Regions from separate parts of the Homo sapiens genome. Here region 1 is linked to region 2. The links are chromatin contacts, found by Hi-C or POLR2A ChIA-PET in ENCODE. All regions are on one chromosome and are shown on one strand. The core of a region is the stretch at or near the end of the contact, and the rest is flanking DNA. Distances in the headings are between cores, read along the strand shown.

The links. Hi-C counts contacts between places; a loop is a spot of excess contacts on that map. ChIA-PET counts read pairs that join two places held with the same protein, here RNA polymerase II (POLR2A). Pooled maps may share reads with other maps.
Region 1: a pooled map shows a loop between it and region 2 (7-fold over the local background). The contact joins the promoter of DNMT3A here to the promoter of SF3B6 in region 2. A Hi-C loop is called at or near these places in 1 of 37 single-sample maps with no recorded cell type and 4 of 50 pooled maps. POLR2A ChIA-PET finds 5 or more read pairs at or near these places in 1 of 52 experiments (activated naive CD4-positive, alpha-beta T cell).

What each region holds. Positions count from the first base shown.
Region 1 is chr2:25,340,511-25,346,053 of GRCh38, reverse strand. It overlaps DNMT3A (DNA methyltransferase 3 alpha), which reads left to right and starts at 4,129. Exons shown (of 23, transcript NM_022552.5): 1 at 4,129-4,228. RefSeq lists an enhancer at 3,217-3,336 and silencers at 3,457-3,936, 3,997-4,206, 4,497-4,666, 4,767-5,006, 5,287-5,406.
Region 2 is chr2:24,072,120-24,077,586 of GRCh38, reverse strand. It overlaps SF3B6 (splicing factor 3b subunit 6), which reads left to right and starts at 1,261. Exons shown (of 4, transcript NM_016047.4): 1 at 1,261-1,387; 2 at 3,393-3,511. The coding sequence starts at 1,358. TP53I3 (tumor protein p53 inducible protein 3) reads left to right here. Exons shown (of 5, transcript NM_004881.5): 5 at 1-154. The coding sequence ends at 8. It also overlaps a transcript of FAM228B not described here. RefSeq lists a silencer at 387-1,036 and enhancers at 1,147-1,376, 911-1,442, 1,443-1,975.

The DNA of each region.
Region 1 (5,543 bases), core at 2,880-5,379, 1.3 Mb before region 2:
CTTTTTCATCTTCCCAAACTGAAACTCTATCCCCGTTAAATACCAAGTCCCCATTCCCCCTCCCCGCAGCCCCTGGCACCCACCATTCCACTTCTGTCTCTATGAGTCTGACTACTCCAGGACCCTCATATGAGTGGAATCCTACAGTATTTATGCATTTGTGTCTGCCTCATTTCATTTAGCATAGTATCCTCAAGGTTCATGCATGTTGTTAACAGGTGTCAGGACTCCCTCCTTTTTAAGGCTGGATCATCTTCTATTGTGTGGATAGACTGCATTTTGCTTATTCATTCATCAGCTGATAACATCAGGTTGCCTCCACTTTTGGCTATTGTGAATAATGCTGCTATAAACATTGGTGTACAGATATCTACTCCAATCTCTGCTTTTGGCCGGGCATGGTGGCTCACGCCTGTAATCCCAGCACTTTGGGAGGCTGAGGCAGGTGGATCACCTGAGGTCAGGAGTTCAAGACCAGCCTGGCCACCATGGTGAAACCCCGTCTCTACTAAAAATTAAAAAATTAGCCAGGCATGGTGGTGGGCACCTGTAATCCCAGCTATTTGGGAGGCTGACACAGGAGAATCACTTGAACCCAGGAGGCACAGGTTGCAGTGAGCCGAGATCACGCCACTGCACTCTAGCCTGGACAATAAGAGGGAAACTCCATCTCAAAAGCAAAACAAAAGAAAACAACACAACAAAAAACAAACAAAAAAATTTCTGCTTTCAATTATTTTGACTGTACACCGGAAGTGGAACTGCTGGGTTATATGGTAATTCTATGTTTAATTTTTTTTGAGGTACTACCATACTGTTTTCCATAGAAACTTTGTGGTTTTGAGTCACTGAGATTTGGAGTTGTTTGTTACTGCAGGACAACCTAGCCTGTCCTGATACTGCCACATACCCTAGATAATCTAGGATCAGCCAGGATTCTGATGAGGCCACAGTGCGGCAGACACAAGTGAGGGGTGTAGAAGCCGAGAGGCTAAACCAACCTGAGTTAACCCAGTATGAGGTGCAGTGATGAGGGTTAGCTAGCACAGATATGCCTCCTCTTGGGACCAAAGACATTAAGGTCAGGGTCTGGAACCAACCCTGTAGCCAAACGGTTGTTTCTTAACAGACATAAACCCCCTAACACAGTCACCTTGGACCTCTTGACCCCAGCAACCCATACATCCAAGGTTACATACTTTACCATACTAAGTGACTTTGGTGGCTCCTAATAATGTCATCATAAATAGCCCTATTGAATAGAAATTTACATTTGCTCATCATGGCCCTGAGAATTTCAGCTTTTTTTTTTTTTTTTTTTTTTTGAGACAAAGTCTTGCTGTGTTACCCAGGCTGGAGTGCAGTAGCACGATATCAGCTCACTGCAACTTCCGCCACCCAGGTTCAAGCGATTCTCCTGCCTCAGCCTCCCGAGTAACTGGGTTTACAAGCATGCGCCATGACACCCAGCTAATTTTGTATTTTAAGTAGAGACGGGGTTTCACCATGTTAGCCAGGCTGGTCTTGAACTCCTGACCTCAAGTGATCCTCCCGCCTCGGCCTCCCAAAGTGCTGGGGTTACAGGCGTGAGCCACTGCACCCACTGAATTTCAGCTTCTTAAGAGCAACTATGTTTCAAAAGTGTGGTGTGGGCTGGGCACGATGGCTCATGCCTGTCATCCCAACACCTTGGGAGCCTGAGATAGGAGCATCACCTGAGCCCAGGAGTTCAAGACCAGCCTGATCAACATAGAGAGGCCCCTATCTCTACAAATAATAATAATAAATTAGCCAGGCATGGTGGTGTGCATCTATAGTCCCAGATACTCAGAAGGCTGAGGCAGGAGGATTGGTTGAGCCCAGAATGTCGAGGCTACAGTGAGCCATGATCACTCCACTGCACTCCAGTCTGGGCAACAGAGCGAGACTGTGTCTCAATAAAAGAAAAAAAAAAAAGATGTGATGTGGGGTGATTTCAGAGCCGGATGAACCTGGCTTTGAATCCTGACTCTGCCACTTCCCAACTGTATGGCTTTGACTAAGACTGAGCCTCAGTTTCTTCATCTGTAGCGTGAGGAGAGTACAAGCCATATCACAGGGCTAGTGAAGACTAGAGAAAATACCATGTCTGGTGCCTGGCACATAGTAGACACTCAGTAAACAGTCGCTGCTGTTTGGGGCCGTGTTATATGTAAGCCCTTGATGAAGGCAGAGGTATCTCAGTCATCCTTCTATAAACGGTCTTCTCCTTTGCCAAGCTGGGTGCGCCATTTAGAGTGTTCACGGATGCCCCTCCTGATGTAGAAAGCGAACAGCCCAGGAGGGTCACATGTTAATTCCACCAAGGTTTACTGAGAATCTCCTAGCACCAAGTGCTGGGCTACAGGGATGACAGACGCGGCCCCTGTCCTCACAGAGCACTGGGAGTCTCTGGGCCGGTGGGGACCATGGACAGCAGGGCCTATCATCAGTAGGGCGGGGTGGCCACTTGAGTGAGGGTGACACTGAAAACGGCCAGAACTATGGCCTAGAAGCTGGTCTCAGATATCGAGGCTCAGGGTGGGGGTTGGGGAGACGGAGGGACCTGGAAGCATTGGAGAACCTCCCGAAGGAAAACCTTCCCGTCTGTATGAAAGGTCAGCTCCCGGTCCCAGAGAACTTGGCAACTCGGTTCTGTGACGCTAAAAGGGTGGCGTTGGGGGGGCGGGTGCTGGGCTGCATGGGGAGAAGGGAAAAGTAGGATCCGCTTCACTGTGAAGTGAGTCCCACCACCAACTCCAGCAATCCCTGCCCACAAGTAGGATGGCGGGTCCCTGGGAAGGGAGCACGCCATGTCCTGTGCCAGTCAGGGAGCTCAGGGCACTGTGATATAGCTGAAGTGCTGAGTAGAATTCGGGGTGCAGAGCTGCGGGTGGCTGGTGGGGTGCTGGGGCGCGCAAGGAGGCTGGAGGCGGGGGTGGGGGGGTGCCCAGCCCCAAGTCCTACAGCGGCTGCTGGAGGAGTGAGATGAGCACATAGTGAGTGGCTGTGCTGGTGGAATTAGACAGAGGTGCCCCAAGTCAGGAACCTAGAGCCCTGAGCGCTCCATGGGGAAGGAGAACAGCCCCCACGGTGAAGGGGTGAGGGCGGTGTGTAGGCACACACAGAATCTTCCAGCTGGAAGAGACCTTCAATGTCATTTCATTCAACCTCCCACCTCATGAAATCTTTCAGTCTTCCAGTGCCCAACTGAGGACACCCAACTCTACTTGGACACCTCAAGGTACGGGGAACTCACTCCCTTCAAGGCAGCTCATCTCAGAGAGGCTTTGGAGCCTGCGGGACGGCCAGGAGGAGCCTGGCGCTCCGACCTTGGCCCTGTAGAGCAGAGTGGCCTCTACTCCGCGGCGGCACCTGGCTGGGGGTTGCGGCGCGGTTGGGCCAGCGCTGCTGTCCCCAGCCCCAGTGCTGAGGCAGGCAGAGCGCAGTGGGCTCTGGCGGAGGTCGGGAGAACTGCAGGGCGAAGGCCGCCGGGGGCTCCGCGGGCTGCGGGGGGAGGCACTTGACACCGGCCCGGGGAGAGGAGGGGCCGCTGTCCCTGCGGCCAGTGCTGGATGCGGGGACCCAGCGCAGAAGCAGCGCCAGGTAGCGGGGCGCCCAGCGTGGGGAGGGCTGCGGCGAGGCCCGGAGCTCGGCTACGACTCGAGGGGCTCTGAGTGGCCGGGAGCGCGGCCGAGGCGGGGCGCCCGGGGCCCGGCCCCCGGTCTGGGCGGTGCGGGGTCCAGACCTCCGCCAAGCGGCGTGCGGGGACCCCGGCGGGGCCGCAGAGGCCGGGAAGTCGCGCCGAGGGCGCTAGGACCGGCCGCGCGCCCAGGCCGCTCCCGCCGCGGCGCCCCGGGGCCCCCCAGTCGGCGCTGCCTCCCGGGCCGGCTCCGCAGCGCCGGGGCCGGGGCCAGCGCGGCCGCGGGGGGCGAGCGGCGGGCGGAGGCCTGGGCCCGCGGGCGGCCGGAGGGAGGGAAGGAGGAAGGCGGAGAGAAGGGGTGGGAGGGGGGGACCCGGCGGAGGAGGCGGAGAGAGGGAGCGCGACAGCGAGCGGAGGGAGGGAGCGAGCGAGCGAGGCAGGCAGGCGGGCCGGGAGGGAGGGAGGGCGCGCGGGCGGCGGCGGCGGCGAGAGCAGAGGACGAGCCGGGACGCGGCGCCGCGGCACCAGGGCGCGCAGCCGGGCCGGCCCGACCCCACCGGCCATACGGTAATGAGCGCCGCTGCTGGCGGCCCGGAAGGCCGGCCCGGAGGCGGCGGGGAGCCGGGGAGCCGGGCGGGGGGCGCCGCGGCTGGCAGTGCCCGGCTCGGGGCACGCTCCCGGACCCCTGCAACTCGGCGCCGGGCGCCCGTGGGGCCGGGACTGCAGGCGGGGACGGCGGGCCGGGCTGGCCGGGGCGGCGCGGGGGATTTGAGGGTTTGTTTATGTCCCCGCGGGCTCGGCAGGCGCCCCCTCCCGTCCCGCCCGCTCCCGGCGCGGACCCCCCTCCCCGCCCCCGCCCGGCTCCGGGCTCAAGTTCAAGTCTATACAATGCCGCGGGGGGCCCCTCCACCGCCGGCCTGCGCCGCGGTGCCCGGCTCGCCGCTGCCGCAGGGGCCCCGGCCGGGCCGCCCCCGCCTTCCGGGCTCTGCCCCAGCCCCGCGGCCCCGCCTGGAGCCCGCGGCCAGGGCGCCGGAGGGCGCGGACCCCGACCCAGAAGGATCGGCCCCCGCGGCGGCCCGGGGGAGCGGGGGAGGGGGCGGGGGCCGGGCCCCGCGCAGGCTCCGCGGCGGCGGCAGAAAATGGCAGCCTGGCACGACCCGGCCCCCCGCCCCTCCCCCCGGCGCCCGGCCCTCCTCGGCCCCGCGGGGCGGGGGACCCGGGAGGCCCCCGGGGGCGGGCCGAGGGGTGATGGCGGGGCCGGGCCGGGGAGCGCCGCGCCGCGATCCTCCTCCGGCCACCTGTGGCTGGGGGTGCGGGGCGCCGGCGGGGCCGGGAGGGGCGGCGGGGCCGGGGAGAGCGCCCGCCTTGGGGGCACACCTTCCCCCGGAGTGCCGGCGGCACGGAGAGGGGTGGTCGTGCCCGGCTCCTCCCTGTCCCCACCGCGGGCCGTGGGTGCCCGGGCGGCCGCGGTGGCGGCGCCGCAATGTGGGGGCGGGGCGGGGGCGGGCGAGGATCCCGGGCCCGGGCCCGGGCCGCGGGGGCCGGAAAACGCGGGGGTGGAAGTAGCGGGGCCGGGACCGGGAGCGGCGCAGGGGGGGTACGCCCGGGGTCGCCCCTCCAGCACCCCCGCGCACACTCCCACGCACGCGGACACACTCACGCACACGCACCCCGCCGGGCCGGTGCAGACGTGTCCTTGAAAGCTTCGCATCTGCACAGTGAAGGACGAGGCCTCGCCGCGGCTGCGGAGCGGGGTCTTCGGCCCCACGTCCCCGCACCCCGGGAGACCTCGAGCTTCGGAGCCGCAGGCGGCGGCTGTCCGTGTCCCGCCCTCACCCCAGTTCCCCTCCCCCAGGCCGCCCTGCCTTCCCTCCCCTTCGGC
Region 2 (5,467 bases), core at 12-2,511:
CCCAGTGAAGGAGGATGGGGCAGGACAGGACGCGGCCACCCCAGGCCTTTCCAGAGCAAACCTGGAGAAGATTCACAATAGACAGGCCAAGAAACCCGGTGCTTCCTCCAGAGCCGTTTAAAGCTGATATGAGGAAATAAAGAGTGAACTGGAAGGGTGGCACGCGGACTGGGGCCGCCGCGGCGGGGTTGAGGTGGGAGTCCGGACGGGCGTCGCAGCGGGGATTACTGAGGCCCGATCAGCTGACGCTCAACCTGAGGGCCCCTCCAGGGACGGAGATTCTGGGTATAGTTACAGCGTCAGCCGTGACACAAGCCGCCAGAACCCCACATATTCCGCCTTGCGCACAGCTAGAGGCCCAGGCCCACCACCTCCGGCACCTGCCCGCGCGCCCCGCAACCAGTGGGCACCACAGCAGGCCCCAGCCCTGCCCGCTACTCACCTGGGCCCCACCCCACCTCTCGCCGCCCTCCTCAGGCCCCACCACCTCCCGCTACACATCTGAGCCCCGCCCCACCTCCACCACTTTCCTCAGCCCCAACCACCTCCTGCTACACTTCTGGGCCCCGCCGCACCTCCACCACCCTCCTCAGGCCCCGATCCCTTCCGCTACTCACCTGGGTCCCGCCCCAGCTCAGTCCTCCTCAGGCCCCGCCTTCGCCCGCTACTCACCTGGGCCCCACCCCACCTCTCGCCACCCTCCTCAGGCCCCACCACCTCCCGCTACACATCTGGGCCCCGCCCCACCGCCACCACCCTCCTCAGGCCCCGCCCCTTCCATTACTCACTTGGGTCCCGCCCCAGCTCACCGCCTTGCTCAGGCCCGGCTCCCTCCCGGATACTCACTTGGGCCCCACCCCAGCTCTCCGCACCCTCCTCAGGCCCCGCCCCCTCCCGCTACTCACCTGGGTCCCGCCCTACCTGTCATAACCCTGCTCAAGCCCCGCCTCCTCCGCTCCCCAGTTACTCACCTGAGACCCGCCCCAGCTCTCCGCCCTCCTCAGGCCCCGCCCTCTCCACCCGGGTTCCTCTGCTCAGGGCCTCCCCGACCGGAACATCTCGCCTTTTGGAGGCTACGCCCCGCCCTTTACGGTACAGAGCCCGGAAGTGTCTTGGACTCTCGCCTTTCCATCTTCCGGCCTCGAGTCTCGCTCAGGCTCGGTTTTACCCCGGAGTCTATTCGAAGGGGGCTGCTACGTCAGCGCGTCTCAGCGTAAGACGGCGCTATTCCGCTGTAACAGCTTCCGGCGGGTCCTGGATGTTGATGTCCTGCATCTAACGCGGTGTAACCCCCGAAGCCGAGCGAGCTCCGGAGGAATTTCAGTATCTGCTACGGTAACTTCATCAGCCCGCCAAGATGGCGATGCAAGCGGCCAAGAGGGCGAACGTGAGTATCGGGTGTTCTGCGGAGGGTGGGAGAACTTCGGGTTTGACTTTCTTAGCGGCGTGGATCGGAGCATTCTTGCTCCTCCTCCGTCCCCAGAGCGGAGAACTCCAGAATTCCTATCCTGTCAGCGAAGACACTATCCGGCCCCATCCTCAGAGATATGCTCCTTGAGCCACATTTCTGTCCCCACCCCTTTTGAGAGTTCCTCAGTCTCTACCCTAGTGTCAGTGATAGTGTTACCCCTATAGCCTCTTTGCTTGACCCGCACCTAAGGACCTGGCGTTAGGATTATCTCCTTGACTTAAAGTCGATATCTCAGAAGAGTCCTCAACTAACTTAATGGTTCACCAACAACTAGGACCTGGGATTCCCCTCAGATCATGGTGCTTTTCGGATCCTTCATTAACACATTAATTAAAACAATATTTTTTGAGCACCTACTATGTATTCTGCTTGCCATGTGGGACATAATTCATCAATTATATTTATTGAATAGCTACTATGTGCCAGACACTAGTCTTACGTATTGGGAATACAGCAGTGAATAAAACAAGTCCTTCTGCTTACATTCTAGTGTTTGAGAGTACAGTGTTACGGAAACTTTTAAAAAAAAAAAACTCAAAAAAGAGATTAGTCAACAGTAAAACGCTTAGAGGTGTAAGATGAAGTTAGGCCGAGTGAGGTGGCTCATGCCTGTAATCCCCGCACTTTTGGAGGCTGAGGTGGGAGGATTGCTTGAGCCCAGGAATTCAAGGCTGCCTTGAGCCATGATTGTGCCACTGCGCAGCACTTCAGCCCAGGAGACAGAGCAAGACCCTGACTCAAAAAAAAAAAAAAAAACAGAAAGAAAGAAAGAAAGAAAGAAAAGACAAGCAATTGACCATTGTATATGTAAATGGAGACTTTTGGTGACCTTGATGATAGGAATCATTTCAGTGGATGAAAACTTGATTGCAGTGGGGTGAAAAGATGGTGGAAGTTGAGAAAATGGAAACAGCAAAGACACTCTGTCCATGAGTTCTCATTTAAATAGGAAGTAGGGAAATTGGATGATAGTTGACTTTTTTTTTTGAGATGGACTCTCACTCTGTCACCCAGGCTGGAGTGCAGTGGCACAGTCTTGGCTCACTGCAACCTCTGTCTCCTGAGTTCAAGCAATTCTCCTGCCTCAGCCTCTTGAGTAGCTGGGATTACAGGTGCCCACCACCATGCCCGGCTAATTTTTGTATTTTTAGTAGAGACAGGGTTTCTCCGTGTTGGCCAGGCTGGTCTCAAACTCCTGACCTCAAGTGATCCACCTGCCTTGGCCTCCCAAAACGCTGGGATTACAGGCATGAGCCACCGCACCCGGCCAGATAGTTGACTTTTTAAAAGATGTGTGATATAGGTGTATCTTTATGCCAATGGGAGCAATCCAGCAGAGTGTGCGAAACATGATATGGAAGAAAGATAGGTTGAGTTTAGAAGTGAAGGTTTTGAGTAGATGAAGGTTGGCGTAGTAATAGAGGGAAAGTAGTTGGATATAGATGAAAAGTATTTCAATTGGTCATGTCTATTTTCTCCAAGAAACAAGAATCAGGGTCATCTCCTGGGATGGGCAGGGAAGAGGGTACAGCCCAACTCAGGTGTTAGCAGGAGTGATGGTGGTAAGGTTTGCAAAGGCCTACACCCACCACCATGCCTGGCTAATTTTTTAAAATTTTTGTAGAGATGGGGGTCTCACTATGTTGTCCAGGCTGGTCTCAAACTCCTGGGCTCAAGTGATCCTCCCACTTTGCCTCCCAAAGTGCTGGGATTATAGGGACCAGCCACTGCACCCAGCCTCTGTTGCTTTTTCAAAGATCTGCCCATTTTCAGAAACATCAAATTATACCTCTTATTCTTGGCTTTTTATTATTACGTATCATTAAGAATTTTTTAAAATGCCCCTAATTATAGGGGCATTTAAATTATAATTTTTTAGAATGCCCCTAATTATAATAACAATACGTATTTCTCATTTTAGATTCGACTTCCACCTGAAGTAAATCGGATATTGTATATAAGAAATTTGCCATACAAAATCACAGCTGAAGAAATGTATGATATATTTGGGAAATATGGACCTATTCGTCAAATCAGAGTGTGAGTCTTACTGAGTCATTTAAAGAAAATGATAGCATAATCTGTAATTTCAGAATTATAGCTGACGATGAGGCCACCCTGTGCTGTGTGCAGTGCGACAACCCTTACCAAGAGCCTTGAGACTAGCAGATTGAGATCAGAGAGATGAGATCTTTTTGAAGGGGGGAGAAAACCTACTGAGACCCTAATGATCCAGCTCAATGAGAGCCAAGAAGAGGATTTGAGTTTCCTCAAAGCATTCATTGAAGTAGTAATGAATGCTTTGAGGAAACTGGTTGAGAAGGGAAAGAACTAACATTTATTGCATACCTGTTATTTGTAAAGCTAGCTTGTTACACTGTGTTTTTTGTATGCAGCAGCTCTATAATTTTCTCAACAATCATCACTGTCTCTTTAAATAACCCCAGAATTTCTGAATAAACTAAGTAAAAGAGTATAAAAGTAACAGAAAAAAATGATATTTTCAACTACAGCTCTTTCAATTGAAGATGTAAAAGTATAGAGGAAAACATCTAATTACAAGCATTCACGTTTTAATTTAATATAAAGATTGGGGTTCATACCTTCAAGTGATATTTACTGGACATCTACTGAATACCATTAACCATAATAAGTGCTTTTATTTGGATCAACAAAACTATAGCCCTGAGAGTAAAGTACCTTTCTATCTTACAGTGCTTAGTGGTAAAATCTTCTGACTCTAAATTGAACCTCTACATTACACAGTACCATAGCCTCTGACACCCGAACTCATATGAAAGGGCTAGTGACTTAAGAGTCCATCTGAAAGGATTTCTAAAGTTTTTATTTTAAAAAAATTATTATTTTACCACAGTAATGACTACGTATAAAGTTTTTATTTCTAGTCGGAATTCCGTCTTGTATGACTTGAGAGCTCCTTCCTGGCTTTAGGACTATGAGGTCTTGAGGACCCTCCTTTTGAATGACACTGTCCCTCCAGAGAGTAAACCAAGAGCTGGAAATACATGATCATTGGTACTCAGATGGGGATGAAAGTGAAAGTGTTATAGACCAGCTGTCCTTTTTAGGAGGTCTCAGTCCTTTGAGCATCTGATAAAAGCTTTAGACTCCTTCCACAGAAGAATACACTCATGTTGCATATATTTCAGGGGATACATGGACTCTAGGTCAAGAAACCCTGCTCTAGATACAGAATGGTATACAAGGCCAGGAGTTCAAGACCTGCCTGGCCAACATGGCGAATCCCTGCCTTGGGGATCAGGAGACAAGATTCTACTTCAGGCCTTGTTACTAGCCATGTGTGTGACTAGTTGCCTAGCTTTTTTGGTTTTCTCTTCATGTATGAGATAATCTGGGTGGTGGCCTTTTAGCTTTTAATGTGGAAACAGCATAGATTGGTTGTAAGGCCTGGGTTCAAATACTGGCTTGCCTACTCTTACGAAACTGGAGAAAATATTTAACCTTATCTGGGTTTCAATTATCTATGAAATACAGTCTTCCTAACCTACTGTCTTAAAAGAATTTTAATTTGGATGAAATTACACAGTGTCTGTGAAGGTACTTTATCAGTTTTCCTTCCCAGTGTACATTAGCCACTCTTCTGCTCCCATAGCATTTCCATGTGTCTCTCCTAGGTTAACACATGGTTTTGCTGTTGTCTCTATATTCATCTGTCACCCTGGGCAGGTTGTGAGTTCCTCCAGGGCTCGTACCATATATTATTTTTGTTTTTGTGTTGATAGCACTTGTGCGATACATGGTAAGCACCCGATGTATACTAAATGAATAATATAGAAAATAGTAGAATAGGCCAGATGTGGTGGCTCACACCTGTAATCCCGGCACTTTGGGAGGCCGAGACAGGCAGATCACCAGAGGTTAGGAGTTCGAGACCACCCTGGCCAAATGGTGAAACCCCCTCTCTAAAAAAAAATACAAAAATTAGCTGGGCATGGTGGCACGCGCCTGTAATGC